Regions from separate parts of the Homo sapiens genome. Here all the other regions are linked to region 1. The links are chromatin loops, found by intact Hi-C in ENCODE. Cell type or tissue: PC-3. All regions are shown on one strand.

Region 1 (4,000 bases):
TAAATGGCTGATTAACATGTAAACTCTGTTGACAATATGTTTCCATAGTTTATTAAGCATGTATCTCAAGGAAAAAGGTCTTTCATGAGAAGCTGAACCAGAGGCAAAAAAAAAAAAAAAAGTCTCAAGGCTAGAGATCTTCCTTTCTTCCTTCTTGTTCCTTTATACCTTCTTGAACAGAACCTTTGTTTCTGAACAGCCAACAGCCAATTCCTTTGACTGCTGGACAACTCTTGAATAGATTGATCTCAAATTGATCACTGCTTCTTCTGAAGGTAACACATTTGTTCCGTTGTTTCTGCTGACAGCACATGGTGGGCTCTGTAGTGGATCTGGGGGTGCTGATGTTTTCTCCTTCCATATGTCATTGGGTATTTGAGTCGGGGTAGGAAGCCATGGCAAACCCATTGCTTCTGTTCATCCACCTATGTTTCCTTATTGATTTGAATTTATCCCAAATAAATTTGGATATTTAAGGCAGGGTGTGCACCTTTAATTGTTCAGACCCTAGCCAATGGCCTAGACCTTATCTCACTGGACTAATACACAAGCTAACACTAGGAGTTATATCTAGGCAGGGTAAGCCCCCAACTCGAATCTTGACAGCCCTGAACCCCACCAGATTCCCCTTCACCCTTTGCATCTGTCCAGAATTGCTCCTGGAAACCCTGTCTCTCCAGAGTGAGTGGTAGCCAGCTGAGATGGGAGATGGGATGCCCATGGCCTATGCCTGAGACCCTCCTAGTCAAGCTCCCTGTCTGGATAACTGGAGACACTTCGTTCTCAAAGCAAGCATTGTGACATTTGGTTCTCTTCACACATGTGCCTTACCCAGCTTAGACAGATGGAAGAATTGAATGTAAAGAGATTCTACAGAATGTATTGGAAATAACAAAATTGTGTATGTGTGTTTTTAAAGGATACCCTTTTGGTTGCCGCATGAGTTATTTTGTTGTTGTTGTTGTTGTTAGAGATTAAATCTCAATAACTTTTTGGAATTAGAATGGGCTTCCCATCAGCTGAATGGGCTACACACTCGCCTCCTTTTCATAGCAATCCAAGAACTCCACTGCCTTCCTCACATCCCCTGCTATGTTATCAGCATGGTAGTTTTGCTTGAGATCAAATCAGGGCAACATAGGAACTGTCATTTTTCATTTACCGGGGCCCTTTGATCCCATTTGAGGTTTATTTGTTTCAAGTGAGAAACACAATCCCTATTGCATACATCTATTCTTTAGAGTACTTTTTTATTTTATTTTTTTATGTTAGAGATCAAATCAGAGTTGTAAGTAGTATGGTCATTAGTTATCACCACTAGATTTCACAGGCTACACTTTATTTCTGTTCTTACAAAATCACCAACCTTCTCTGTTGCATAATGATCACTTCCAGTGAAGCCACAATGTGCCTTTCTTGGGTACTTGGGTGTTAATTTATTTCACAGTTTCCTTTGCAGATGCAATCAGAGTCACCTATCACATTCCTGTTTCTGCTTTTTATTGTGTTCCTTTGCTATCGCGTTTGTGTGATCTTTTCCTGAAAAATGACAGGTAGTGTTTCTCTGCTCACTGTATCAGTGACATATTTTCCACAACTTCTCTATTGCTATTTTAAAAATATAACATTTTATAGATGTAATCTTAGTTGTTTGTAACTAGGTTTTGTTATAGGAGCAAATTTCCTAAATGGCATGTTGGTTTAGGTACATTTTTTAAAGAAAGGGAAAAATATTTTCTGCAAAATAGTTTCCTCTAAATTGTAAGTGAAGGAAAAGCTCTGTTAGTAAGATTATAATGCATTTTCCTGATTTCTTAGTACATCGAAATTCATGAACATTATTTTTATGTAAGTGATTAAGTTGTGGCTTTTAATAACACGTTGTTAGAGCAAAAAGAGCTATCCCTTTTGATTTACTTGTGTATTTACTGGGTGACTTACAGTGCTTTACATATTAGAATTGGTTTGTCAACAATTAACATTCTAGGTTTTTATATAACCCATACTTCAGGTAATATAGGATTATTAAACTACAACCAGTGTGTTAGAAATCTGCCTACTGGTAATACAATTCTTACGTATAACAGCAGCTGAGAAATACTGCTGTGTATTTATGCATAGATTGCAAGACAGATGGCCTGCAAGCCGCAGAAGGGCCTGACATGCAGGTCCACCAGCAGGTGGCGCTGCTTTTCTAGAAATAAACCCTCTACCTGGATTCTAGGTACTCTCCTCCTCCTCACTTTCTGCCTTTTCTCTTGCAGATTGTCTCCTTTATTTCTCTAAAATAAATATCTAAAACTGTTGTTGCTGTTGTTTGAAGAGATATACTTCCAGTACGACAATGCCCCTCAATTGCTAAGGTTTATTTGAAATCCAACTTGCCTGATGCAGTGCTTACTTGAAGCAAGTCCAAGTTAAATACATGTTACTGTTTTTAAAAGGTAACTACACACACAATACTGGATTCAGCACTGAGATTGGATTGCCTATGCTATCTGATTATTGTTATGTGGCAAGTTCCCATTTTAATCTAATATCTATTTACACAAATTAATCCCATAGGCTTCTATTCACCTCAGGATAATGAGGGGCATTTTTATTAAAGTGACTGATTGATATACTGAATTAATGTTTTATATAAAAATCACCTTAGTATGATGTTCTTTCATCAAGAGTTACTCTAGAATCCAGGCTGGGTGCAGTGGCTCACGTCTGTAACCCCAGAACTTTGGGAGGCTGAGGCGGGCAGATCACTTGAGGTTAGGAGTTTGAGACCAGCCTGGCCAACACGGTGAAACCCCGTCTCTACTAAAAATACAAACATTAGTCAGGTGCCTATAATCTCAGCTACTTTGGAGGCTGAGACACTAGAGTTGCTTGAACTGGGAGGTAGAGGTTGCAGTGAGCCAAGATTGCACCACTGCATTCCAGCCTGGGAGCCTGGGTGACAGAGCGAGACTCCGTCTCAAAAAAAAAAAGTAAATAATAATACTAATAAAAGAGTTGCTTTAGAATCCAAGTCATCCAAAGAATATTGCCTTTCTCTCGGGGCCAGAACTACATTTTGACAAACAGGATCAGAGTTTCTGTTAAGTTTTGTTCTGTTTTTTAGGAAGACTTTTCACAGAAAAGTTGATCAGCTCATCAACTAGGGCATCATAAATGAAGAGAGAAATCAAATGTGCAAGCAAAACTATTTTTAAAAATTATTTTGTCCACACATACCCAATTTTTCAACCGTTTTTTAAAAAAGACACAGCTATATCTTTTTACTGTTTTTTTTATGGTCTGCGGTATTCCTTTGTACAGAATATTTAGTGCAAACATTAGCTTATGTGGGAGAAAATGAATTTATTGAGGTTACAGAAGGGGAGAATTGAAATATGTCTCAGGATGACTCACTTATTTGTTTATGTTTTTCATTATTAAATTTTCTTCCTTTTTTTTTTTTTTTAAACAGTGTCTCACTGTGTCATCCAGGCTGGAGTGCAGTTGTGCGATCTTAGCTCACTGCAACCTCTGCCTCCCAGGTTCAAGTGATTCTCCTGCCTCAGCCTACCAAGTAGCTGGGACTACAGGCATATGCCACCATGCCCAGCTAATTTTTGTATTTTTAGAGACGGGGTTTTGCCATATTGGCCAGGCTGATCTTGAACTGACCTCAAGATATCCACCTGCCTCAGCCTCCCAAAGTGCTGGGATTACAAATGTGAGCCACCATTCCCAGCCCTTCATTATTAAATTTCTACCTATCAGGCCGTAAAGAACTTTGGAAGCATAGGCAGTATTTTACTCTTTGAATAGGATTTCTCTCTTTTGAGTTTTTAAACTTTTCTCAGGCATACTGCGCTAAGGGCTGCAAGTTGAGGATCTAGATAATGTAATGTATGTTCTTATTTAACTCACCCATGTGATTTTCACAGAGAACATCTTGAAATGTTATTGATTCAACAAAATCAAGGAGGAGAGGATTGGGGAAACATTTTCTTCTCAGTGA
Region 2 (4,000 bases), 130 kb before region 1:
AGTTCGAGATCAGCCTGGCCAACATGGTGAAACTCCATCTCTACTAAAAATACAAAAATTAGCTGGGCGTGGTGGCGGGTGCCTGTAATCCCAGCTACTCGGGAGGCTAAGGCAGGAGAATTGCTTGAACCTGGCAGGCAGAGGTTGCAGTGAGCCAAGACCGTGCCACTGCACTCCAGCCTGGGTGACAGAGTCAGACCTCGTCTCAAAAAATAAAAAATAAAATAAAAATAAATAAGTAAATAAACAGGATCCAGAATATAGAACATTATAGAAGACAACCTAGGTTCACACAAAATTTAATGTCATTACAAAGGAGTGGTGTCAATTATACATTAGAAGGGACTGAAGCTGGGATTGGCAAACTATAGCCCATGCCGGCTGCCTGTTTTTGTAAATAAAGTTTTATTGGAACAAAGCCATATCTATTCCTGTACATGATGTCCAAAAGCTGCTCTGAAGCCACAGTGACAGAGTTGAGTATTTGTGACAATGTCTATATGGCCTGTAAAGCCTAAAATATTTACTCTCTGTCCTTGTTTCCTGACAGTTGGATTTAAGCCACCTAACAGCCAAATGCAGTGCATGAAACTTGGGTCTGGGGGGAAAATAAAAAAAAATCAATAAACATAATTTTGGGGCAACTGGAGATATTTAAATAAGGTCTGCATATTAAATAGCATTACTGAATTTTTATGTTTTAATTTTCTGAGGCGTGCAATGGTATTGTGATTATGCTGTGCAATGCCCTTCTTCTTAGGAGTTGGGTGCTAAAGTATTTAGGGCTTGTGCCATGATGTCTCTGATTTATTGGTAAATGGTTTAGCAAATATATATATATATATATGTACATGGCAAGAAGAAGAGAAGAAAAAAGGGCGGGGGGGATAAGAGAAAAAGCATGTAGGGAGATAAAGCACCCGTGGTAAAATGTTAATAATTGGTCAGTCTAAATGAAGAGCGTACAAGTGTTCATTATACTGTTCTTTCCACTTTTCTGTAGATTTGAAGAGTTTTTTAAATAAAAGTTAATTTTTACCAAAGTTAAATTTGTTCCTCTAGGCTCTGTCCTGACCTTCATCCCAGCAGCTTCCTCCACCTTCCAGAATTCCCTTATAATGGAGAAATGGTTGGGAGTTAGATGTGGCAGCCTCTCCTGCTAAGCGGGTGCTGTTACCCTGTAAGGCAGCCCCAGCAGGGCCTTCCCTTGGTAACGTGGGGATTTTGCTTGTTGTCTCTTGCACAGTAATTCCATCAAGCTGGTGAATCTGCTCTCCATATTTATCAGCACGTGGCTGACTGCAGCCGGGTTCATCCATTTGGTGAGTAACCTTGAAGACCCTTCTGCTCTCGCTTGCCTGCAACAAGACCCTCTCTGAGTCATTTTATTACCTAAAATTTATCTTGCTGGAAATTAACTTCACCTCGGTTGTAGACAGGAAGATGGGAAGCAACCACACAATTGTCTGGGTTTCCAACCTTTTTACCCCAAACTAGTTCCAAATGGTGAGTAATGTTTGCACTATTAACCTGCATTTTTCAGTTCATTGCTCATTGGTATTGTCATGGGGGCTTTGGTAGATTTTCCTTCTGTCTGCAATAACTATAGTAAGCCACAAGATGGCAGTGCTTCCTAAGCAAACACCTGGAAAAGGTCTGGGGACAAGGTTGGAAGTTGGACCCACACCTCCTAGTAAACAACAAATTCAGATCCCTCAATTTCTTTCCACTTCCGCCTTACGAAAAGCCACCTTTGATTATTTTGTCTGATTTGTACCTCAAAAATGTTCATTCTTTTTCATTAGTGACTCTTTGAAAGCCTTGTATTAAGTCAAGCCCCTCACACCACCCGAAGGCAGACTTTCCCCCTGCTTTTAGAGAGCACAGCCATTGTGGGAAGTGTGTTTCATGCAAACATAGACTGTTACAACTGGAAGGAGCCTCGTCTAGCTCTGAGACTTTGGATAAAGTTGACCACCAGTGGCTGAGCCTCTATTTGCATAAGGGATAGAAGGACGCGCTTAGCTACCCACACTTGGGATTTAGGTAATTATCACCCAAAGGAAGACAGGCCTGGGATGGCAGTGGTTGGGGCATGGGGCCTCACGTAGTCACCAGATCTAGAGTCTCCTGCCCAGCCCTTAATGCTGATGGGATTCATGGCCAAAATCAACCTTAATCACCCTAATTCTTGCTGTAACCAAGCACGAAGCACCCAAATCACATATGTGGAGGAGATAGTTGTCTTTAATAAGATGATGACCCCACCTTACTACGGGTATTAGTGAAGTCCCTTCAGGTTCACCAGGAAACTTTTGTGAAAATGGCACATTGAGGACAAACTGATGTGTGAAAGAGGCCAGGCCCTGGAAACATTTTGCAGAGGCAGAGGTGGAGGCCTGGGGGCCACCGTCTACAGGCCCTGTGGGTGGATCACAGGCATATTTGAGTAAAATTGGGCCCGCAGCTCCCTCTCTCCTGAGAGTATCTAAAGTACCTTTCCTGCCCACCTACTAGCCTTGTTGGCAGATCAAATATGATGGAAGGACAGGAAAGTGGGGAAACTGCAGTCTCGGGCCAAAGCTCTCCAAATCCAGCCACACCCATTTGTTGAAGTTTTGCCTCTGCAGAGTTGAACAGGACCTGTGTCGCCCACAAAACTGAAAAAGTTTGCCAGCCCTTGATCTAACGGGCTGTGCCAGTGCAAGCTGTTCTCATGAGCTCACTTTCCATGCCCCTGTGAAGATTCCAGCAGCCTCAAGGCTGGGACCACCATTGCCAATTTGCAAAGGAGGGAGAGCAGGGCCAGATTCCAGAGATGCTGTTTGAATCAGAAATAAGCAGGGCCCATATATACTCTTTGGATAAACTGATGGAAGGAGGCAGCCCCCTACGGAAGTGTTTAGAATTTCTGTGGGAGAGGCAGATCCAGGCCATCTGGGCCTTAGAAACCCATTGAGGAAGGTCAGGGACGGAATCTCTGGCTCTTTCCTTGAAGAGAGTGCTCTAAAACCTGGCCAGAGGCAATGCCCTGAATTTTAGCTGGCTTCCCACATTTTACCAGAAGAAGAGAAAAGGCCTAGAGATATTTCCCTTCTTGCTTTCCCTCTCTGTCTCAATCAGCCAGGAAGACATCTCCTGCAGCTGCTTCTCCACTTTCTCTGTGTCCTGCTCAGGAGCTCTGCATCCTGACTCACAGAACTCAGCCCGGGAACCACACATCTCGTGTGGAGAGTGGTGTGCAGTAGCAAGTGGCCTTCGAGAGTGCCGAGCTTCCGCGTTTATTGCATGTATACACTTCAATAGCATGTTTTTCTTTTTTCTCCCCTGTCCCATTTGCTTTAGGTGGAGAATTCAGGGGACCCATGGGAAAATTTCCAAAACAACCAGGCTCTCACCTACTGGGAATGTGTCTATTTACTCATGGTCACAATGTCCACCGTTGGTTATGGGGATGTTTATGCAAAAACCACACTTGGGCGCCTCTTCATGGTCTTCTTCATCCTCGGGGGACTGGTAAAAAAAAATCTTTATTATGATGTTGATTTTGATGGCTGTTAATATTTTCCATGATACATTTCCTTAAAGCTTTGTATTTTAGACTGTATTCTGCACTAGAAGCAAGCCTTAACGTTACAATCAGGCTAAGTAAATCCAAACACGATGGTGACTTTTCTGCATAATTCTTGGTGTATTACACTTGTCCCATAGATCCAGGCACATTGCCCTTGTCGGGGACAGCCATTTAGCCAGGAGCAAACCTAATTGTCTTAAGAAAAGTGATGCTGTTAATAAGGGAGAGTGTCTACCCCTTAGCAATGTAACTCAGCATCTGGTATGCTACAAGGACAGTGGCTGTCACCTGCCTCTGGTAGAAGCTGTCGATACTTTGTAGAGACAGTTTGCGGTTTCAAGAGCTCTCCCTTCCCCTTTATGTTCCTCCCCTAACTTCCAACAAACACTGTGGCTGGGGCCTGCCCTAAAGAGAAGGGTCCCTACA
Region 3 (4,000 bases), 190 kb after region 1:
ATTGACAATGTCACACTAGTTTCCTTCTGGTAATATTTGCATTTTTTCCCCAAAATTGTTATATTTAACTTTTCTGCATCTTTTTGTGTCATTAACTTATAACTGGATTAGGTCCCCGCTCCATTCAGTTAGATAGTACCTGTTTTTAATAAGTACATTTAATCTGTCCCTACTTATTTTGACTACTGAGGTGTTAGGACTTTTCTGCCATCTTATTTTGCCTTTCTTTTTCCTATATTTCTTTCTTTTGTCTTGTTTACCTTGTTCCCTGCCTCTGTCAGTCCCTCTTTCCTTACTGAAAATAATGTGCTATTGAAAAATCATAATTAAGTGTATTTGTTAACATTTTAGGAATGGAAATACAATTCTAAAGTTATTTTTATATTATTTCCTGAACATAGAAATTAATTATCATGCTTTTAACTACCCATTAACACATTTATTTACCTAACCACCTCCTTTCAAGCTCTCAGTTTGATCTAAGAGAACTTAAAACACACAAAAGCAAACCCAAAAGACTTAAAAATGATTACTAATATATTAAGTAGACTAACTTTTCTAACAACAGTAAAATAAAACTAGAAATAAATATAAAAGACAGTAAAGAACAAATATAAATTTGGAAATAAGCAATCAGGCCTTTAACACTTGGATTAAAGGAAAAGCTACAATAAAATATATACACAAGTAGAACAGAATTACAATGGCAATATTGTAAAAGCTTCTAAGATGCAGCTAATGTATTCCTCAAGGTAAACTTATGTCCAATTTATCTTTTATAAAGATATTTATAATAAAAAGATAACTGAAAATAAAAGAGTTATTCCTATAACGATGTAAGGAAAGACAAAACAAAATAAAGGTGTACATTGAAGTAAGTTAAATGAAGGGCAAAATAAAGCTAGAAGCAGAAAATGAAAACAAACAAACAAAAAACAAGTGAAAAAATAAAAGAATGACAATGCACATAACAAACTGAAAAGCTTTTTAAGGGAAAAAAGATCAATAAAATAGATTTTTATCCTATATTATATAGATCAGGGAGACAGAAATAAAATAAACAATACTGGTAATGGAAAAGAAGGCTAATGTATAGACACTACAAATAAAAAATTGTTTAAAATGCTATGAATAATTATGATAAATTTGGAAAATTAGATGAAGTGGACAATGTTTGAGAACATTACTGATTGCTTAGAAAACAACTTGAAGATTTGGATAAACAATAACCATTAAAAATCAATTTTAAAAGTCTCTCTTTTCCAAACAACAACAAAATAATTTTATAGGAAAGTTTGTTATGCTTCAAGAAATATATATGATATAAATTGTTTCAGAGAATAGAAGATGGAACACAGTCCAGCTCACTCTCTTAAATTAGCGCAACTTTGACAATATACTCTGACAAGTAAATAAAATTAGAGATCACTTTCACCTGTAAATATAGATTCAAGAATCCTATATATAATATGATTAATTATATGTCAGCACTGTATTAAGTACATATAATATAAAGTAGCAAATGAAATAGTATGAATGTATATTTATAAAGAAAATATATATGTAGCTGTATATGGTTTATATGCTTATTTACTTATGAAAACTATGCAAGCATAGTTTATTATGAAACAAAACTATGCATTTCACATATGGTAATATGGTAACATTGTATTACTATGAAATACATTAAATAAATGTTATATTTATGGATTACATAATTAATATATATTTTAATATATTTATTAAATAATGTTTATAAAGGTGTTAAATATTAAAATGTTTATTAATATATATTTATTCTATATGTGTATTAAACCAAGCAAGGATGATTTAATATCAGAAAATCCACTTATATAAGCCATGAGACTAAAAGAGTAAAGAGAAGGAAATATGATCATTTTAATAAACAGAAAAGGAATTTAATGCAATGTAACTCTCATTATGGAATTTACAAAAGGTAAAGATCTTATCAGAGATCTTTGCAAAATGAAGGAGTTTGGCTCAGTGGCTCAGGCCTGTAATCCCACACTTTGGGAAGCTGAGATGGGAGATCACTTGAGGACAAGAGTTGTAGACTAGCCTAAGCAACACAGTGTGACCTTGTCTGTACAAAAAATAAAAAAAAAAAAAAATAGCTGGGCATGTTGTCATGTACCTGTAGTCCCAGCTCCTCACCAGGCTGAGGTGGGAGAATCCCTTGAGCCCAGGAGTTCAAGGTTGTAGTGAGCCATAATCATACCACTGCACTCTAGCCTGGGCAAAGACACTGTCTCTAAAATAAAATAAAATAAAATGAAAAACAAAATGAAGGAACCCTTCCTTAACTTGATAAAATATTATTTCTCAAAAACTGACTGAAAACAGCATACCTAGTGGTGAAACTTTAGAAACCTTTAAAACCTTTAAAGTTTGATGCACAATGAACATTTCAGCTATTACTGCTTCTATTTAACATTTTATTAGAGCTCCTCACCAATGGAGTAAGAGAAGAAGAAGAAGAAAAACTACAAATGTTGGAAAGAAAGGAAACAAACTCTTTTGCAAGAATGTTATATTCTATATTAAGAAATCCAAGAGAATCTGCAAAGTATTAGAAACAATAAGATTACTAGATAGAAGACCAACATACAAAATTTGTAATATTTCTATATGCTAGAAATAACCAATTAAAAATGTAATTTAAAAAATATAATTTCTCACCACAATAGAAGTCTTAGAACATCATAGATAAATAAGTTTTAGTAGTAAACTTAAAAAATATCTAAATAAGTAGAGAGATGTAACATGCATATTGGTGAAAAGTTTCAATATCCCTAAATTTTTCTTTTTCTCTAAATTTATGTATCCATTAAATGCAGTTTCCTTCAATATGTGTGAGGGAAAAGAACTCCCATTAATTCTAGAAAACAGATAACAAATAAAATCATCAAGAATGCTTGCTGTAAATGTAGTTCAAATGCCAAAATAGACCAGTGTCTAAAATACTTTTCTGGAAGGAAGCATCGAATTTTCATGACATGATAATGTTACCACCAAGCAATGGGGTGCTTCCCAATGTGCATAGAAGCCAAAACTATGGCACTGTTTTGTTTTGATTGTTTGTTTTATAGAAAACAAAGGCTTTATTATGAGGTCCACTGTTAAGGAGACAGGAGGCAATGTTCAAATCTGTCTTCCTGATTTGAGGTTTGGGCAAATTTTATGGGTTAGGGAGGGCAGGTTGGTATGTGGAAGCATTGATAGGACAGGCTTTGATTGGAAGGACCTCAAACAAGACAATTTGTGGTAAGGCATGGAAAGGGGTCTTATTACCGGACATTCCTAGACAATGGACCCCTCTCTTTCAAAAGTATTCCAGCATTTGCATTCTGGCCATGCCTCAATCTTTTGGTTTCATGGGGTGGGGGCTGAGATTCGTACAGATATCAGACAAATCATACTGATAGTGTAATCTCCAGGGAGGGAATAAGGGAGACTAGGATTCAGGTTAGGTACTGAAGGGGTTTCAGATGTACCTGTAGTATTTTATTCCTTTTTTTTAAAAAAAAAAAAAAAAGCTTAAAGCAAAAATAGCAAAACATTCAGATTTGCTATATCTTATCATATAGATAGTAGGTACATACGTGTTCATTATATTATTTTCTACTTTTCTAAATGTGTGAAATTTTCATAGTAATAAAAATATGAAAAGCAAAAGTTAATTGCAAAACTTCATACTCTGAGTTAATTTTGTTTAAAATAATTGTGTGTGTGTGTGTGTGTGTGTGTGTGTGTGTGTTACTTTGCTAGGATTGCCATAACAAATACCACAGGCTGGGTAGCTTAAATGAAGAATTTTTTTTCATATTTTTGGAAGCTAGAAGTCTGAGATCAAGATCAGCAGGGTTGTTTCTTCTAAAGCTTCTCCTTGGCTTGTAGATGGCCATCTGCTCCCTATGTCATCATAGGGTCTTTCCTCTGTTTGCATCTGTGTCTTAATCTCTTCTTATAAAGAAACTAG
Region 4 (4,000 bases), 350 kb after region 1:
CTGAAATCTGCAGTGGTGTTGAGAGCCCATCTGTCCTGCTGCAAAGGCCCAAGGAGGAAGAAGTTCCCAAGAGAGGTTCCAGATGTCTCAAATGAATCCAAAATCCAATCAGATGACCTAGGACTGTCATCCAACTCAAGCAATAAAGAAACCAGTAATCACAGATGACTGCCTGCCAGGTGCTTCGTGCATTTTACACAGTATTTTCAACATGGGCTTTAAAGTCAGAAAATGAGTTGGAATTCCAGCTATGATCATTTTTAGTTGTGACTTTGGTAAGAGTTTCAAACACAGTATCTTCTACTAGTATTATTATTGCTACTACCCTCCAACTGTTCCTTTTACTACGGTGATGACTGTCTCATTGAATGCTACATAATTCTCCCTAAAACCTTATGAAGTAGATATATATATCCACTATATCAAGAAAAGAAAATAAATAAACAAAAAGCAAAATTAAGTCTAAGAATTATTAGTTTGTTTAAGGTTGTAGCAAGTAAGTAGTGGAACTAGAATTTGAATCTAAGTTTGTTTGTCCAAAACCTATATGCTGATCCAGTAATTCATAGTACCTATAGGGGTGGACAAGAATCCAGTTCCTTTAGACCTAAGGAAAAGAGAGGTAGGAGGATGGCTTCCCAAGACCTTAAACAGCAGAAAAAACTCTCAGCACAGCAATGAGGATGGGGAGAGTGACTCTGGAAACTATCTCAGACACTATCCAAAGAGACCAACCCAGCCCTAAAGGCTGTTCCTATGCCACACACGCCTACTGTTTGCTTAACCACTAATCTTGCCTTGGCCCTTCCTCCTCAAGCAAAGTTTGGCTTGTACAGATCATGGTTGGAGCATCTTCTCAGGGCTGCCATGGGGACCTACATCTCCAGTGCAGCCACATGGTCCAAGATGGTTACTGTTTAAAACATGCAGTCCTAGTCTTTTATGTCACTGAGATGTTTCAGAAATTCTGATGTTTCTGTGTCCAGAACAGTGTTAGGCTGACTCTCACAGCTAGAAATAGTTGAAAAAAATTGTGCATATTTTTAATTTGGAAAATACAGCTGCTAGAGTTGGACCCTTCTCTAGCTGAGCTGCATTGTTGCTGTCATCAGGAGAGGGAACTCAGAGCCCAGCATCCTGAGGCTGGGAGTAGCCACACCAAGAAAGCCCCTTGGGGACCATGAATAATAACAACAAGGAGATCCTTCCTATTTGTTCCTTCCTATTTCCTGGTGTCAAGTGATACCACTTGACACCAGAGCCTCGTAAACTCCTTGTGAGGAGACTCATTCCTTTACTGATGAGAAAGAGAATACCCAAAGGGAGGGGAAGGGGTTCCATATCTCACGGGCAAGTGCTTTACCTGGGCTGGCACTGGTGGGTGGAGGTGGGTTATTTTTTTCTCATTTCTAAGTGAGGAAATTCAGGTTCACAGAGTTGAAGTAATTTTCCCAGGGTCATCCAGTTTCCACACAGCCACCTGGATCAAAGGCTTCAAGCTCTTTCCATGGGTCCACGCTGCCTTTCTCTCCCGGACCATGAAGCTCCATGACCCCAAGCTAAACAACCCACATCAAGGGATGGGGGCCCTGAGCCCTCCCTGCAGAGAAGTCAAATGCTTGGGTAGACCACGAAGGTGTTCGTGTTTGGGAGGATGTTTTTAAAATCCAGACTGTATTGAGGAGTTCCCATTCAAAAGATGAGAGTGCGGTTTCACTTATGAAAGCCCTCCGCTGTATCTGCAGCATCTGTGAGGGAGCAAATGTGAGAGTGGATCCACCCCATGTTAGCACAAACATGTCTGGAGGTCTTGCCTTCAGAGAGTAGCCAGGGTTTCTCACTTAATCACTGTCATTTCCCCAATGCACAGAGATCTGAGACTTGAGCCTTATTTCTCTGCGGAAAATCTATCTCAAACACAGTCCCCGACTTGGGGCAAATGAACTTTTGCAATGGGAAAGAATTGTACCATTTTATGCAATTCTTCTGTGTGCTCAATGCTTTTTTATTTTATCTTCATAACAACTCTGTGAAGTAAGCACTTTCATTTTCTCATTTTATAAAAGGGAAAACTGAGGATCGAAGTTACCCAGCATCCCTTAATAGGAAAATGGCCCGTCTGGAATTCAAACATGGGTTCTTCTGGATCTACAGCATTGCATTTGAGCACCCCAGTAACTTTCAGAAGGGCTCCCTGGAGTAGGTTGCAGCTGCAGCCTAGGCATTATTGAACTTTCTGCAAACACTTGTTCCATTTCTATTTCGGACAGAGGGTGAGAGGATATTGCCATAACTTCAGCCCTTAGAGGGGTAGTTTGGGTTTGTAGGACTAGTGTTTGTATTCATCTACCTTCCTACTTCCTGACTGTCATTTGCTGGAGAACCAGGAAATATACCTGCTGTTACTGCCATGGCATCACCCAGGTCCAGGAGAGGGCAGTATTGAGAGATGCCACCTTGTGCCCAGCCCACAGTGGAAAGGAAGAGGTGCTCTCTGGATGGTATAATTTATCATGCCCCACCACCTCCTCTGCCATCATGCCTAGGCTATGGCATTCTGCAGGATCCAAGAGGAAGGAGTATAAGCCGTAGAGACTCAGCTGGACGCTTTCCCAAGTGATGAGCGGAACCCAAATGGGACCAACAAATAGCACCGCACCAGGAGCCCAGTCAAACTCCCTCAAATGCAAAGACCCTTTGTTCTCTTGAAAACTTGCCTTTGTTGGTGAGGTTGCTATCGTTGTGGTCTGGGTAGGGGTGGGGGGAGGAAAATGCCGACATCTCCGGTTTTTAATATGGTAAATGTCAGTGTTTATGCCTGCACGGGGCTGGCCTAATTATCCCGTGTCCTCTAAAATCTTCCGCTGTAATTACCACTCACCGCAGTGACACCTACTGCTAAAGGGAGAGCCGTCAGCGGCAGCTCAGAGCCAGAGCACACTCAGCAAACTGCAAGCAACACCGGCAGCTGTTTCTGGTTTTGAAACGGTGGGAGCTTCATGAGCCATTTTGCCTGGTCCCTCTGGAGTAAATGACACCATGGTTGAAAAGTTGGAAATGTTTGTCAGGCCTGGAACAAAGCTGTGAATGAATACTACAGTAATTTGCTTTCCCACAATCCCCTCCTTTCTCTAAACAAGCCACAGAGGCAACTGATGGGTTAGAGTAACAAAAAAAAAGAAAAGAAAAGAGAGAGAGACTATTAGCACCAGTGGTATCTGGTATGTCATTGCTATTATGGGTATAATAGCCTTTGTGTTATCTACATATGTACTGTAATGCACAGAGAACTAGCTGAAGAGTTGAGACAGCTGAAGAGAATAGCTTTTTAGTAAAACGCTATGTTTAAGAGACTGATCCTCCTTTGGAAAAAAAAAAAATGCCCATTAGCACACATGGGCAGTACTGAATTGTGGTTGCAGTGTAGAGGGAATAGTTGGCCCAGCTTCTATGCCTGCAACTGTACAGAAGGAGGAGGAGAACAAGAAGAGGAAGGAGAAGGAGAAGGGGGAAAAATCAATAAATTCAGTGTAAGCAAAGTCACAGCAACCTTTAAAATAATAAGACAAATCCATTTATTTCACAAATGTCTTCATTTCCAAATGCCATTGTTTGGGGCACTGTGCTGTCATTGTCCATGACATTTTCAAAAACTTGGCTCTTAATCATTTAGGTGTAGCTGGAGTTCTCCTGCAACAGCCAAGTTAAAAGATTATACATTCACCCCACTGCTCTGGCAGGGAAGAACAACTTTAACAGCCTTATCCTGTGGGGTGAAGGAGGGAGGCTGGTGGTGGGGGAAGAGGCTTGGAGAAAGACAAGGCTTAAATATGGACAGAAAAGCTCAGCTGTATTGCTATATACAATGAAAAGTAATTACAGAGAAAAATGAAAGCTGTTTCTTGCTGTTAGCAGGAAGAATAAGAGAATTCTGTACCTTTTTAAAGCTCTGAGTCCATTTTGATGTAATTGGTTCTGGAATTATTTATGACATTAATTG
Region 5 (4,000 bases), 950 kb after region 1:
TAGCCAACACCCAGTACCAACCTCCAGACATATGAGTGAGGTCATCTTAGACCATCCAGCCCCAGTTGAGCCTCCAGGTAGATGTGGCTGCATGACTGACCCAGAATAAGACTAGCAGAAGAACCATCCTGCTGAGCCCTGGCCAAACATCTGATCTATAGAATTGTAAATATTTGTTGTTTTAAGCCACTAAATGTTGGGGTGGATTATTATGCAGCAAAAGCTAATGTATAGAGGCCATATCTAAAGCATTTCATGGGGTGGCAATAACAATATGGAACCTAGAAATTGTTGGAAAGCCTGCAACATTCTCACAGTTAGGTAGGAGAGTCATTTAGCTGAAAAAGTGGCATCAGAAGTGCTGGGTTGAGAAGATAGCATGTGCTGTTATTGCCTGATTTTACCTACCTTTCTCTGTGACTTCTGAGTCAAGTAGATGGGGAAGATGATCTTCACAATCACATTAGTAGAGCAGAGGAGAAAAAAGGAAAGAAGTCTATTCAGAATATTCACTGATAAGAAAATGTGCTACAACAGCACCAGTGATATCACTGGTCAGGTTTACAGCCACACAGTGTCTTCTGCTTCGGTCCCTCCTAGGCCATTACCATTACTCCCTTAGCATTACTGCTACAGATTGGAAAAGTGGAGGCACAGAATAGGGAAAGGACTCAACCAAAGACAAAGAAAACCTCTCAGCACTCTGAAGCCAAGAGGCCTGCTTATCTCTGGTGACAGCAATACTGTGAATAAAACCATCGACCAGTCCAACATATTTCTTTAAAAATGAGAAAAAGAAGCTCACAGAAGATAACTTGTCCAAGGTCACACCGCTAAATATGATTAAGCTGAGACATGAACCAAAGTCCATGGACCCTAATATTCTACGGAGACCTGGGACACAGGACATGTCTAAAAATCCTTCTGTCCTTGATTTATTTGAGAATATTGGCCAACTGATCATCTAAGACAGCCTAGAAAGCCATAAGACTACAAAGTTTTTCAAAGAGTGATTGGGAAACTTGGTTGACTAACAGACATAAGAAGGGAAAATTCCACCAAAATTTCATTATGACAAAGACTGTGAATTTACATGTAGGCCCTCCCCTTCTACTTCTATCAAAGTGACAATAATGACCACAAGGAGCATATTTATAATACTATGGTCTGAATGTTTGTTCTTCCCTCAAATTCATATGTTGAAATTCTAATCCCCAAAATGATGGTATGTGGAGATGAGGCCTTTGGGAGGTGATTAGGTCATAAGGGTAGATCTCTCTGATGGGATCAGTGCCCCTATAAGGAGAGACTTGAAAAAGCTTGCTTCCTCTCTCTCTGCTATGTGATGATACAGTGAGAAAGTATCTTCACCAAGAAACCAACCCTGCTGGCATCCTGATCTCAAACCTCCAGCCTCCAGACTGTGAGAAATAAATGTTTGTTGTTTAAGCCACCTCATGTACGGTACTGTGCTGTAGCAGCAAGAGCTGACTGAGACAATATCTGAGAGAATAAAGAAAACATTAACTTATGGCTTGAAGTATAAACAGTAGCTAACAAATACTTCTGCAAATCATTCTTAAATGCTGGCATATGCATATGTGCCAAGCCTTACATGTATATCTGATTTTATTTTATACTCTAGAGGAAAATGCCTTGTCTCCTTTTCTATTTCTAACTTATTGTATGAATGTGAACAAGTGGTTTAACTACTCCAGGTCTCAAATGTTCCATCCAATAAAACAAAGCCATTGGACCACTGAGTCTGAAGCAACACAGTAGAATGCAGACATTGGACTTTGGACACAACACAGTTGACACTGAATCATCCAGGACCTAGCATCTTGCTAGTGTCTGGCTGTGTGCCTACACCTCACCTCTTTCTATGTCTAGGTAAATGGAAAAGACACACCCTTCTCACAGGGCTTGGTAAGGATGAATAACAACACACATAAAGAACCCAGCACCATGCCTCATTCCTAGGAGTGCTCAATAAGGAATAGCTAATGATAATGATGCATTCATCCCTCAAATATTTATTGAGCTTGTACTTGGTGCCAGGCACTATTCTTAGTGTGAAGAACAGAGGAGTTAACAAAACCAAGGAAACTCCCTGTCCCATCGAGCTGGCATTCTAGTGCCGGGTAATCCACTACACTAACAATGCAGGAGCTACGGGCCTTAGGTTGCAGCAAGGGTTCCCTGTTTCCATCCCCACTACAGAATCCAGAGCAGTTAGTGCCCGTAAGTCTCACCCTAGGCTGACTAGGTCCTTGCCTCCATAGAGGAGGCCATACACTGTCGTGGGTCCCCTAGGCCTCTCATCACCAGAGCATGGTATCCCCCAGTGAGGGCATAGCCAGGCCTGGGCTTCACATGTCTCTGCCACCTTAGCTCCTTTCCCTCACCAAAACGGTTCCCCAAGCCTGCCCCAGAGCCTTCCAGAAACCTCCCAGGAGAGGAAGTTTGCTTGGCGGCATTACCCGGGACTTCCCACCAGAGGTCGCCCTCCCACACAAGCCCAAGCAAACAGACTGGGCTTCGCTGCCTCTGCAGCGGTGACATTATTTTCTTTCTCTATTTTTATCTATTAAAAAGATTTCTTCACAGCCATAACTTAGATCTCTACACTAAAATGGAGCAACAGGAAGATATAATGGTGCGTTTCATTTATGAATGACCTATAATAAATTACTCTGAAGTGTCCCGAGTGCCAGAAGACAGAATGCTTTGTCTGCCCACGAACTGTATTTCACATACTTTAATTTAGCTGACACGTAAAACTCATTTGACATTTTGCAGGTATTTGTGCAGGGTGGGGTTGGGGGACGACTGTGGGGCTGGGTGGGGAGTGGGGGCAGCGGGCAGAGGAAAGGATATTCGGTTCTTGTTGAGGGTTAAGGTATGCAGTCTGGGTAACCCTGGCAACACAAGGTCGTCCCCCAGCTGATTGTTGTCCAAGATGAGTTCCTCCAGGCTCCTGAATGCGCTCAGTCCTTCCAGTGACCTGCAATGACAAAGGCAACAGGAAAAATGATCCTGCACTAAATCAGGGAGGCCATTATGAGCCGAAATAAATATTTTAACCTTCCCTTTCAGGACTGGGAATAGTTTGGGCTTGGTGCCTGTCAGCAAAGTGAATGACAAGAATTAGTAGCAGGAGTCGGGGCGGGGGCGGCGGGGGAGAAGGGGCCGCTGGCACCCACCGCATCCTTCACGCATTGCCAACATGAAGGATGAGGGTCACTTAGTGAGTAGCCAGGATCCAAAACAAAGGGCTTCAGATACGGCCTGCAGGATAAATTTGTCAATGTCTTGTGCCTTCAGGCACCCAGCCTCGGCTGACCCTAACCTCCATTCCCAAGATAAATAACTCTGTCACAGTTCACCTTCATTCCCTGGACACAAATTCAAGTTGTCATCCATCATTCCTGCCCAGAAATATCATACCCTCTTACAATAATAAATATAACTTCAAGTATCATTTCTTAGCAGTTCTCTGTACAGTCGCGGGGGAAACGACAGGGAAGGCTTCCTTTCTCTCCGTTCACATCCTTTGACTTTTTTTTTTCCTCTGCCTTTTTTCTTTACTAATCACTTAATTTGCTTCTGCCCAGCGTCCCAGTGGCTGCCCCAAAGGCAAGGCATCTGCAGAATTACATAATCACTCCGATCTGAGAGGGCTTTTTCTTTTATTATTTCTTTTTATTTGTTTTTGCTGCGGGTGGGGAGACGGGGGTTGGGAGAATTGCTGCTTCAAAGCTCCTGGCCTGAAGTTACTGTTTTAATTTATGGAAAGTGGATTTCTCACTTAATTTTTGAAAGAAGTGTAGAGTGCAACCCTGTAGATGTTGAGGCAGTAAATAAAAAGGCAACAGAAAGAATTAAGTACCCGGCTCCAGGAAAAAAAAAAAAAAACAGCAGAAAGGGAAAAATAGCCTTGCTTATACACATCGCTGAAAGTTAACTCTTAATTTTATGGGCTCTCATGAGTGTTGGG
Region 6 (4,000 bases), 320 kb after region 1:
ACCCTTTAAGTGAAGATTTATTCCTGACTTGTCTATTCTATTTAATTGGTCTACACATTTCCACTATGCCAGTATTATGCTGTTTTGATTACTGTAGCTTTGTAACAAGTTTTGAAATTAGGAAATGTGAGAACTCCAACTTTGTCCTTTTTCAGGATCACTTTCGCTATTTGGGATCCCTTGAGATTCTGTATGAATTTTAAGATGAATGTTTTTGTTTCTCCGAAAACTGCCACTGGAGTTTTGATAGAGATTGCGTTAAATCTGTAGATTTAATGGGAATACTTACCATTAAAATATGGACTTAATGGGTAATATGTATCACGGATAGTATTTACATCTTAAAATACTCAGCCGTTTAATCCATGAACACAGGATAACTTTCCATTTGTTTGCATCTTCTTTAATTTCTTTCATCAAGGTGTTGAAGTTTTCAGTGTACAAGTCTTTTGCTTCCTTAGTTAAGTTTATTCTGAAGCATTCATTCTTTTTGATGTTATTGTAAATGGAATCATTTTCTTTTTGAATTGTTAGTGAATAAAAATGCAAGTGATTGTTGCATGTTGATTTTATATTCTGCAACTTTGCTGAATTTGTCTATTAGTTCTAACAAGTTTCTCTGTGTTTATGTAAAGGCTAATATGTAGGGTTTCTTTTATATCTTTTAAAAAATCATATACATTTCTTATTTTGGAGAAGTTCATTACATTTTTCAGTGGCTAATTTTTATTGGTGGCATGCAACACAAATACTTTTCACACAATATGGCTTGTCTTTCATTTTCTTTATGGTGTCCTTGGAGGAATACAAATACTTATTTTAATGTACTTGAATTTAGCTCTTTTAATTGGCAACTTTTGAGTTTTAAGCTATAATTTGCTAGCTCAGTTTAATCAAGGTATTCTCTTATATATACTTCCTTATTTCAATTGTTTAATGTTTACATTTAACTACTTACTCCATCTGGAATTGATTAAGTGTGTGGTATGTAGTAGGTATTTAATTTAATTTATTTATTTACTTACTTATTTAATAAGTAGAGCCACCTGCCCCATCATTTACTTACTCCAATGATGTGACATGCCCTTCTCTGGCACATATAAGGTGTTTATAGATGTATGGGATTCTGTCTGGAACTTTTATTTGGCTCCAAATTAACTTTTTCTGCAAAATAGGAATATTATCTTAACTATTTGGTTTTAAATTAAGTCTTGATATCTAGTAGGGAATGTTTCCTCATCCTATTCATCTTCTGTAAGAATGTCTTGGCTAACTAGGGACATTTGCTCTTTCATATATACGTTTTAAAATCAGTTTATCAAATTTCATTAAAAACTCAGTTGGAATTGCATTGAATTTACAATTCAATTTTAGGAGAACTGGTGTCTTTAAGATTTTAAGTCTTTCAACTTGTTATTGAGGAATGCTCTTAATTTATTTAAATGTCTTTAACAACTTCAGTACATGTATTGACAGTTCTCCATGAAGGAATTGCATATTTGTTAAATTTATTCCTAAGTATTTTCTGTTATTATAAAGAGTATCTTTTAATTTAAATTACATCTTCTAAATATTTATTATTGATATCATGAGATGCAATTGGCTTTTGTTTATTGATATTATATCCAGCCACCTTGGAAAGCTCACATTAATTTTTATAATTTATATTTAGATTCTCTTGAGTTTTCAGTGTAGGTAATTATATCATCTGTGTCTATGTTTTCTTTCATGCCATCCTTATACCTTTTACTTCTTAGCCTTTTCCTGTTGCACCAGCTAGAATCTCCATTACAATGTTTAATAAAAGTGATGATAGTGGAACTCCCCTTTCCCCCTTGACATATAAGGGAATAATACTAACTTTACTATTATGTGCTATATTTGCTGTAGCTTTTTGTTGAATACCTTTTGTAAAGTTAAGGAGGGACACTGCTATTAGTAAGATTTTTTTGTTTGTTCATTTTGTCATGTTTTTATTTCCTTTATGTTAATAGTTGTTGAATTTTATCAAATTATTTTTCTGTTAACTATTGGAATAACTTTTTCTAATTGTATATTTAATCTTCTTAATGTTTGGCATTACATTTATAGGTACTTGGGTTTTAAACAATCCTTCTATTTCATCTTTCCATAAGCCAAAATTTATCATGATGTATATCTTTTTTTATAAACTGCTGGCTTCAAATTAGAGTTTTGTTTAGAATTTTTAAAAATTGCCTATCCGTTATCTTTCTTACATTTTCCTTATCTGGGTTTACTCCAAGTTTATATTGACATCCTTTTCTATTCTCAAGAAGGTGTTGTATGTTGCAAAAAAACTATTTTTTGAAAATTTAGTAATACTTATTTGGGTCTTACCTTCTTTTGGTGATTGATTAACTATCTTAATTGCTATAAGAGTATTGTCTTTGTTTTTAAGTCAATTTTGGTATGTTATATTTTCAAACAATTTATCTGTTTCATCTAAGTTTTCAAATTGACATATGCTTGTTCACAGTAGTCAGGTTTTTATCACATGCTGAATCAATAATTAGGTCTCCTTTTTGTTCTAATCATCAGAAGTTTGATTATTTTATTACTCTTTTCAAAGCACCAACTTTTGGCTTTATTCATCTTGTATCATGTATTTTTTCAACTTCATAGATTTTTACTCTTATCTTTATTGCCCTACATCTACTATCTTTGAGCTTATTTTATCTTTTTTTTTTTTTTTGCAGGAGACCGGAGTTTTATTATTATTATTATTATTATTTTATTTATTTATTATTATTATACTTTAAGTTTTAGGGTACATGTGCACAATGTGCAGGTTAGTTACGTATGTATACATGTGCCATGCTGGTGTGCTGCACCCACTAACTCGTCATCTAGCATTAGGTATGTCTCCCAATGCTCTCCCTCCCCACTCCCCCCACCCCACAACAGTCCCCAGAGTGTGATGTTCCCCTTCCTGTGTCCATGTGTTCTCATTGTTCAATTCCCACCTATGAGTGAGAATATGCGGTGTTTGGTTTTTTGTTCTTGCGATAGTTTACTGAGAATGATGATTTCCAATTTCATCCATGTCCCTACAAAGGACATGAACTCATCATTTTTTATGGCTGCATAGTATTCCATGGTGTATATGTGCCACATTTTCTTAATCCAGTCTATCATTGTTGGACATTTGGGTTGGTTCCAAGTCTTTGCTATTGTGAATAATGCCGCAATAAACATACATGTGCATGTGTCTTTAAAGCAGCATGATTTATAGTCCTTTGGGTATATACCCAGTAATGGGATGGCTGGGTCAAATGGTATTTCTAGTTCTAGATCCCTGAGGAATCGCCACACTGACTTCCACAATGGTTGAACTAGTTTACAGTCCCACCAACATTCTTGAGTTGAATGATTACAACTGTAGTTTTCTAAATCTTAACCAGAATGCTTATAACACCAATTATACACATTTCTTCCTTTAAGCATTTATGGCTATACATTTCCCTTAAAGTTCTATTTCTGCTATATCCCACAACTTTTGAGATAATCCTCAGTTTTAAGTATATTTAAATTTCTATTATAATTTCCTCTTTGCCCCATCCAATAATTAGACATATGTATTTTTAATTTCCAGAAATATGAATCTTTAATAATTTTTGGTATTAATTTCTACCATAATTTTATTACACTCAGAAAACATTATATGCATATTATCATTCCTGAAAATTTGTGGGTATCTGATTTGTGGCCTATGTGATTAGTTTCTGTAATTGTCCTCTGTGAACTTAAGATGAATGGGTATTCTCTAATTGTTGAATGTAGGGTTGTGCCTATGTCCATTAAAATAGCTTGTTGATAATGCTTTTCAATTCTTCTTTATTTTTACCAAGTTTTTGTTTTTGCTGTTTCTAGCAGCAATTGAGAGACATGTATATGAACTTTCTAATGTGATAGTAGATTTGTGTATTTCACCCTATTGATATTTTCTTTATATATATTTGAGGCTTTATATTTTAGAGTT
Region 7 (4,000 bases), 220 kb after region 1:
ATGGATGAAGGTTAAATTGTACAAATTTTCTGGCCTATATGTCATGTTGCTCCTACGATTTTCTCTGGTCTTATCTCAAATTGCTTTCTCCTTTGCTCTCTGTTCCAGGGTAAGGAAATATTTTTTAAGTTGGTGTCATATAGATTTTCCATATTCCTCGAAAGCACTCAGACTTCCCCATCTGCTCTCCCTCTGACTTTATCCTCCTCCTTTTCATTTCTCTCCTCTTTCCCCTCTTCTCCTCCCTTTCCCCTCTCTCTTCCTCCTCCTTCTCTATTTTCCTTGCTCCTTCCCTTCTTCCATGTTTATACCTCTTCTCCCCTTCCGTTCTTCCTCCTCCTCTCCCTTTTCCTCTATGTCATCTCCTGCATGCCACTTAGTTAAGCCTTACTCATCCTTGAAATCGCAAATCAAACATCACCTAATCAATATAGTCTCCTTACTCTAAAAGGGTCACGTTATCTGGTTATTTGCTCTCGTAACACCTTGTAACTTTTCCTTGGAACACGAGTCACAATCGGAACTTATATATTTACAATTATTTGATTAGCATTTTCTCCCTCATAGGATTACATGAACTATGTTATTTTTAGCCATCACTGAATCCCCAGTGTCTAGCAAGGTGCCAGGAAGTAAATTGATACATGTTTGTTGATGTCTTGACAGCTGACTTTCCAAAAAGCCACTGGAATAAAGCTAAGCTTACTAAACCTACTGCAGTAATGGAGAATGCCAACTTAACAGAGTCTTAGTCATGTCTCAGAGAGAGTGGTCATGGGTAGAAATCTTTAGGGTTTAGAGATCTGGGCTCCAGTGATTTAAGGGAGGTATTTCAGTATAAGGATTTCACCGGGAGTGACTAAATCTTATGATGTAATAGTTTAAAATAGGTGATAATAAATAAAACAGTGGGACAAGGACCTTTAAGCAAGTCTTGGCAAGTAAAAGTAGTTTGATTCACAAGCTATTTGCACACACAGGCAATCTATTGTTTTGACAAGGGATCTGTTTGTCCATATGTACAAGTTAATTATCTATATTACTTAGTTCTTAGAAATTTTCTGAAACTACAGGTGAAATTATGTATTGGTTTACAGCCTTGTCTTAATGGGCAACAATTTCCTGGAAGAAGGAGTGAAATCATATTGATATAGCTGGCTTCAGTTCTCAGTCCTGAGAATTCAGCTTTGTGGCAGCAGGAGGTCTCAGTTTTCAGATGAATAAATAGAATGCCATTCTGGTAGTATATAGTGAAGTGCTTAAAAATGTTTTTACAATATTTCCTAGAAGTTCCTTCCTAAGAGTCTATCATAAAAATCAGATATACAAAGTTTTATGTGCAATGTTTGGAAGTGTCTCTGTGGGAAATTAAGGTGACCGTTGAGAAGCAAGATGACTCAGTACTTGAGAGAAAAGAAGGGATTTTCTCTCCTTGGGAGAGCTTAAGGAGGGAGAAGTGGAGGTGAGATGAAAAAGTTGTCAATAAATTCTCAATTTTGCTTTTGATCCACTTGTGGAAACCATGTTCAATATCTATTGAGGGTTTCTCCTCTTCTCGCTCAAACCTGGTCACATGTTTCTAAGAAACACACATATATAACTCAAGCTCCAGAAAAGCATACAATTAAAGCTGTGACTACAGTCAGTAAATGAATGGTAGACATGTTGATCTCACCTCATGTCAGAGTAACAATCTCCTGGTGAGACTCCAAGGTGGAGAAAATGCTGCAAATTCCATGTGGTGCCAAGGCTAAGGTTTTCTTCTGAATATCTAGAGCTCTTTATCTGATTCTTCTTTATCATAACAATGCATATAAAGTCAAAATACACTCACTTCCTTTGGTCTTTTTTGTAAAAAGAATTTTTTTTTTTTTTTGGACTGAAGTCTGTGACACTGAGTATGTGGGAACTGAGACCCTAGAAGGTTGGCAAGATTATAAGAGAGTGAGTTGTGGTTCTAACACTGAATAGCTCCTTAATGGCTGGGCTTATATCCCAAGATATTTTCCAAATATAATTCCTAAGATTAGGCGAATTGCCAGATGATAATAGAAGAGGGCAACGTTTGTTTTTCGAAAAGGTAAAAGTATGACAAACTATACATCTGAGATTTTTTTTTTGATCAGTGTTACAGTGTGAAATAATACAAGCTGGTTTATGAGTACTGAGGTGGAAAAGCAGGTCCCACCAGGATGCAAGATAGGGTCATTAGGAAAAAAAATAATGACCGACAAACCCTATTTACTGTTCTTGGTATTGTTTGTAGATTAAGAATTTGTAGATAAATTGTACCTGGATTTTCCCATGGCATTTGACCAAGTTTTCAAAATCCCTTTGTGGACAAGTATCGAGCAGGGACCCTCCCTCAGTAAGGTGACAAGTACCTAGCTGAAGGATTGTATTCAAAGGTACGGATTAATGTATTAGTTTCGATCTGCAAGAAGATGTCTAGTTATGCATATTCAGAATAGCTCTGAACCAGCAAGGGCTATTCATAATGAAATATAATCTTATATTAAGTAGTGCTAACATCTCAATAAACCAAGGTTATATTTGGGGTCAATTAAAATATTGTATGTCCTGCAATAGAAAATCTCTAAATGTCTCCTCTCTCACAATCTTTTCAAAACTCATGAGACTTGCTGTTTTAATGATGATAGATTTGACATTTTAATGATGATGCTGCTAATAATGCTGATGATACTTTCATTTGGGTTACCTGAGTAAACAGCTTCTGGGTCAAAATGTACAGTTTTGTTGAGTTATTTAAACAGAACATATAGGTTCTTATTCTCATATTACATGTCAGTTTCAAATATACTTTAGCCAATGATTATTAACTTCAACCAATGGAAAAACAAGGCTCAATATTAAAGAACTCTTCAGTAAATGAAGAAAGTAGATAAGCTGAAGCTAATTCTAGAAGAATTAGTCAAAGTATATGAACATAGGAAAGACATGAATATTATATTGCTGCATCTCATTAAAAGAGTCATTTACCTAGCACATATAATTGTGATTGTATCATTCTAGTCACCACCTGGACCATGTTAGGGAGTCTGGCTATTAATGTGTAGATGATAATTCATAAATAATAAGGTTATAGATGTCAATTACTTAGTACTTACAGATGCATAAATCTCATAATGCATGTGGTAGCCAGATAAAAAATAGAATGTCCTGTGCAATACCACAATATCATATATTCTACAAGAGTTATGGGAAAATGTATTTTATAATTATTTATTCAGCAGGTATTTATATATTCTCTCGTGTGGTCCCAACATTCATCTAGGTACCAGGGATATAGTAGAGAACAAGATACATGAATAAAAGGAAATAAATGGGGAACAATAGATTGAATAAATGAAATAAAGCAGAGTGATGTATGAGAGATTGCATGGTGGTGGTGAGGGGATACTTTGAGTCAATGAAGAGGTGCCCTATGACTTGATTCCTGAATCATCTGGCAAAATCAGCCAGCCATGTGGTGATGAGGGCAGAAAGTTCCAGGCACAGAAAGGGAGAGGAAAAGCCCAGGAGTGAGAATGAGCATGGTGTGTTCTACGAATCAAAGAAGACTTTCATAGCTGGAGTGTTATAAAAGGGTTAGAATGAATCTGATTGAGATTGAGAAGGGGAAAAGGGCCAGTTCACCTGGTGACTGCAGCCCAAGGGCAAGACATTGTACTTCAGTCTAAGCAAAATGACAAGCCGTTGGAAGGTTTTAGGTGAAGGAGCAATATTTCCTCATTTGTTTTTAAAAGGGTACCTATTGGGTGTTGAAGATATCGTGGAGTGTATATGAGTAAGCATGGAAGCAGGGATGTGAGTTAGAAAACTACTGCATTAGTCCAGGCAAGAATGAGGTTAACTTGCACTAGGGAGGAAGCTAAAAGACAAAGAGGATTCTTTCAGGACATATTTTGAAGGTAGAGCTAAGAAAACTCAATAAGCTATGGATGAAGTGAAGTATCATGAAAGTGGAGGAAATCCAGCC

What was found. Peaks named below come from ENCODE experiments on the same cell type or tissue, not always from the same donor. Only the 100,000 strongest peaks of a DNase experiment are listed, where the experiment ranks them.
Region 2: a loop joins it to region 1, with 6 times the contacts of the local background. A loop is called at or near these places in 13 of 110 quality-filtered maps.
Region 3: a loop joins it to region 1, with 11 times the contacts of the local background. A loop is called at or near these places in 3 of 110 quality-filtered maps.
Region 4: a loop joins it to region 1, with 15 times the contacts of the local background. A loop is called at or near these places in 10 of 110 quality-filtered maps.
Region 5: it touches region 1 in a loop (11-fold over the local background); 12 of 110 quality-filtered maps call a loop at or near these places.
Region 6: a loop joins it to region 1, with 4 times the contacts of the local background. A loop is called at or near these places in 3 of 110 quality-filtered maps.
Region 7: it touches region 1 in a loop (4-fold over the local background); 8 of 110 quality-filtered maps call a loop at or near these places.

The regions. Positions count from the first base shown.
Region 1 is chr10:76,983,183-76,987,182 of GRCh38, reverse strand. The region is part of intron 19 of KCNMA1 (potassium calcium-activated channel subfamily M alpha 1); the gene reads left to right. Among named protein-coding and RNA genes, the nearest start is that of KCNMA1-AS1, 97 kb to the right of the region's middle. In PC-3, a CTCF peak has its summit at 2,171 (motif pointing right); DNase peaks (open chromatin) are centred at 2,172 and 2,892; H3K27ac peaks cover 293 bases.
Region 2 is chr10:77,109,689-77,113,688 of GRCh38, reverse strand. It overlaps KCNMA1 (potassium calcium-activated channel subfamily M alpha 1), which reads left to right. Exons shown (of 28, transcript NM_001161352.2): 7 at 1,247-1,322; 8 at 3,346-3,516. Among named protein-coding and RNA genes, the nearest start is that of KCNMA1-AS2, 29 kb to the left of the region's middle. In PC-3, a CTCF peak has its summit at 1,624 (motif pointing right); a DNase peak (open chromatin) is centred at 1,568; H3K4me3 peaks cover 410 bases; H3K27ac peaks cover 773 bases.
Region 3 is chr10:76,791,449-76,795,448 of GRCh38, reverse strand. No RefSeq gene overlaps it. Among named protein-coding and RNA genes, the nearest start is that of KCNMA1-AS1, 95 kb to the left of the region's middle. In PC-3, a CTCF peak has its summit at 2,371; no DNase peak of the experiment used is centred here; H3K27me3 peaks cover 2,003 bases.
Region 4 is chr10:76,631,302-76,635,301 of GRCh38, reverse strand. No RefSeq gene overlaps it. Among named protein-coding and RNA genes, the nearest start is that of KCNMA1-AS1, 250 kb to the left of the region's middle. RefSeq lists an enhancer at 3,185-4,000. In PC-3, a CTCF peak has its summit at 2,438 (motif pointing right); a DNase peak (open chromatin) is centred at 2,421.
Region 5 is chr10:76,035,015-76,039,014 of GRCh38, reverse strand. It overlaps LRMDA (leucine rich melanocyte differentiation associated), which reads right to left. Exons shown (of 7, transcript NM_001305581.2): 3 at 2,881-3,007. Among named protein-coding and RNA genes, the nearest start is that of MIR606, 480 kb to the right of the region's middle. RefSeq lists an enhancer at 884-4,000. In PC-3, no CTCF peak of the experiment used is centred here; DNase peaks (open chromatin) are centred at 1,894 and 2,484; H3K4me3 peaks cover 320 bases; H3K27ac peaks cover 373 bases; H3K27me3 peaks cover 978 bases.
Region 6 is chr10:76,660,089-76,664,088 of GRCh38, reverse strand. No RefSeq gene overlaps it. Among named protein-coding and RNA genes, the nearest start is that of KCNMA1-AS1, 230 kb to the left of the region's middle. In PC-3, no CTCF peak of the experiment used is centred here; no DNase peak of the experiment used is centred here; H3K27me3 peaks cover 503 bases.
Region 7 is chr10:76,760,321-76,764,320 of GRCh38, reverse strand. No RefSeq gene overlaps it. Among named protein-coding and RNA genes, the nearest start is that of KCNMA1-AS1, 130 kb to the left of the region's middle. In PC-3, no CTCF peak of the experiment used is centred here; no DNase peak of the experiment used is centred here; H3K27me3 peaks cover 3,605 bases.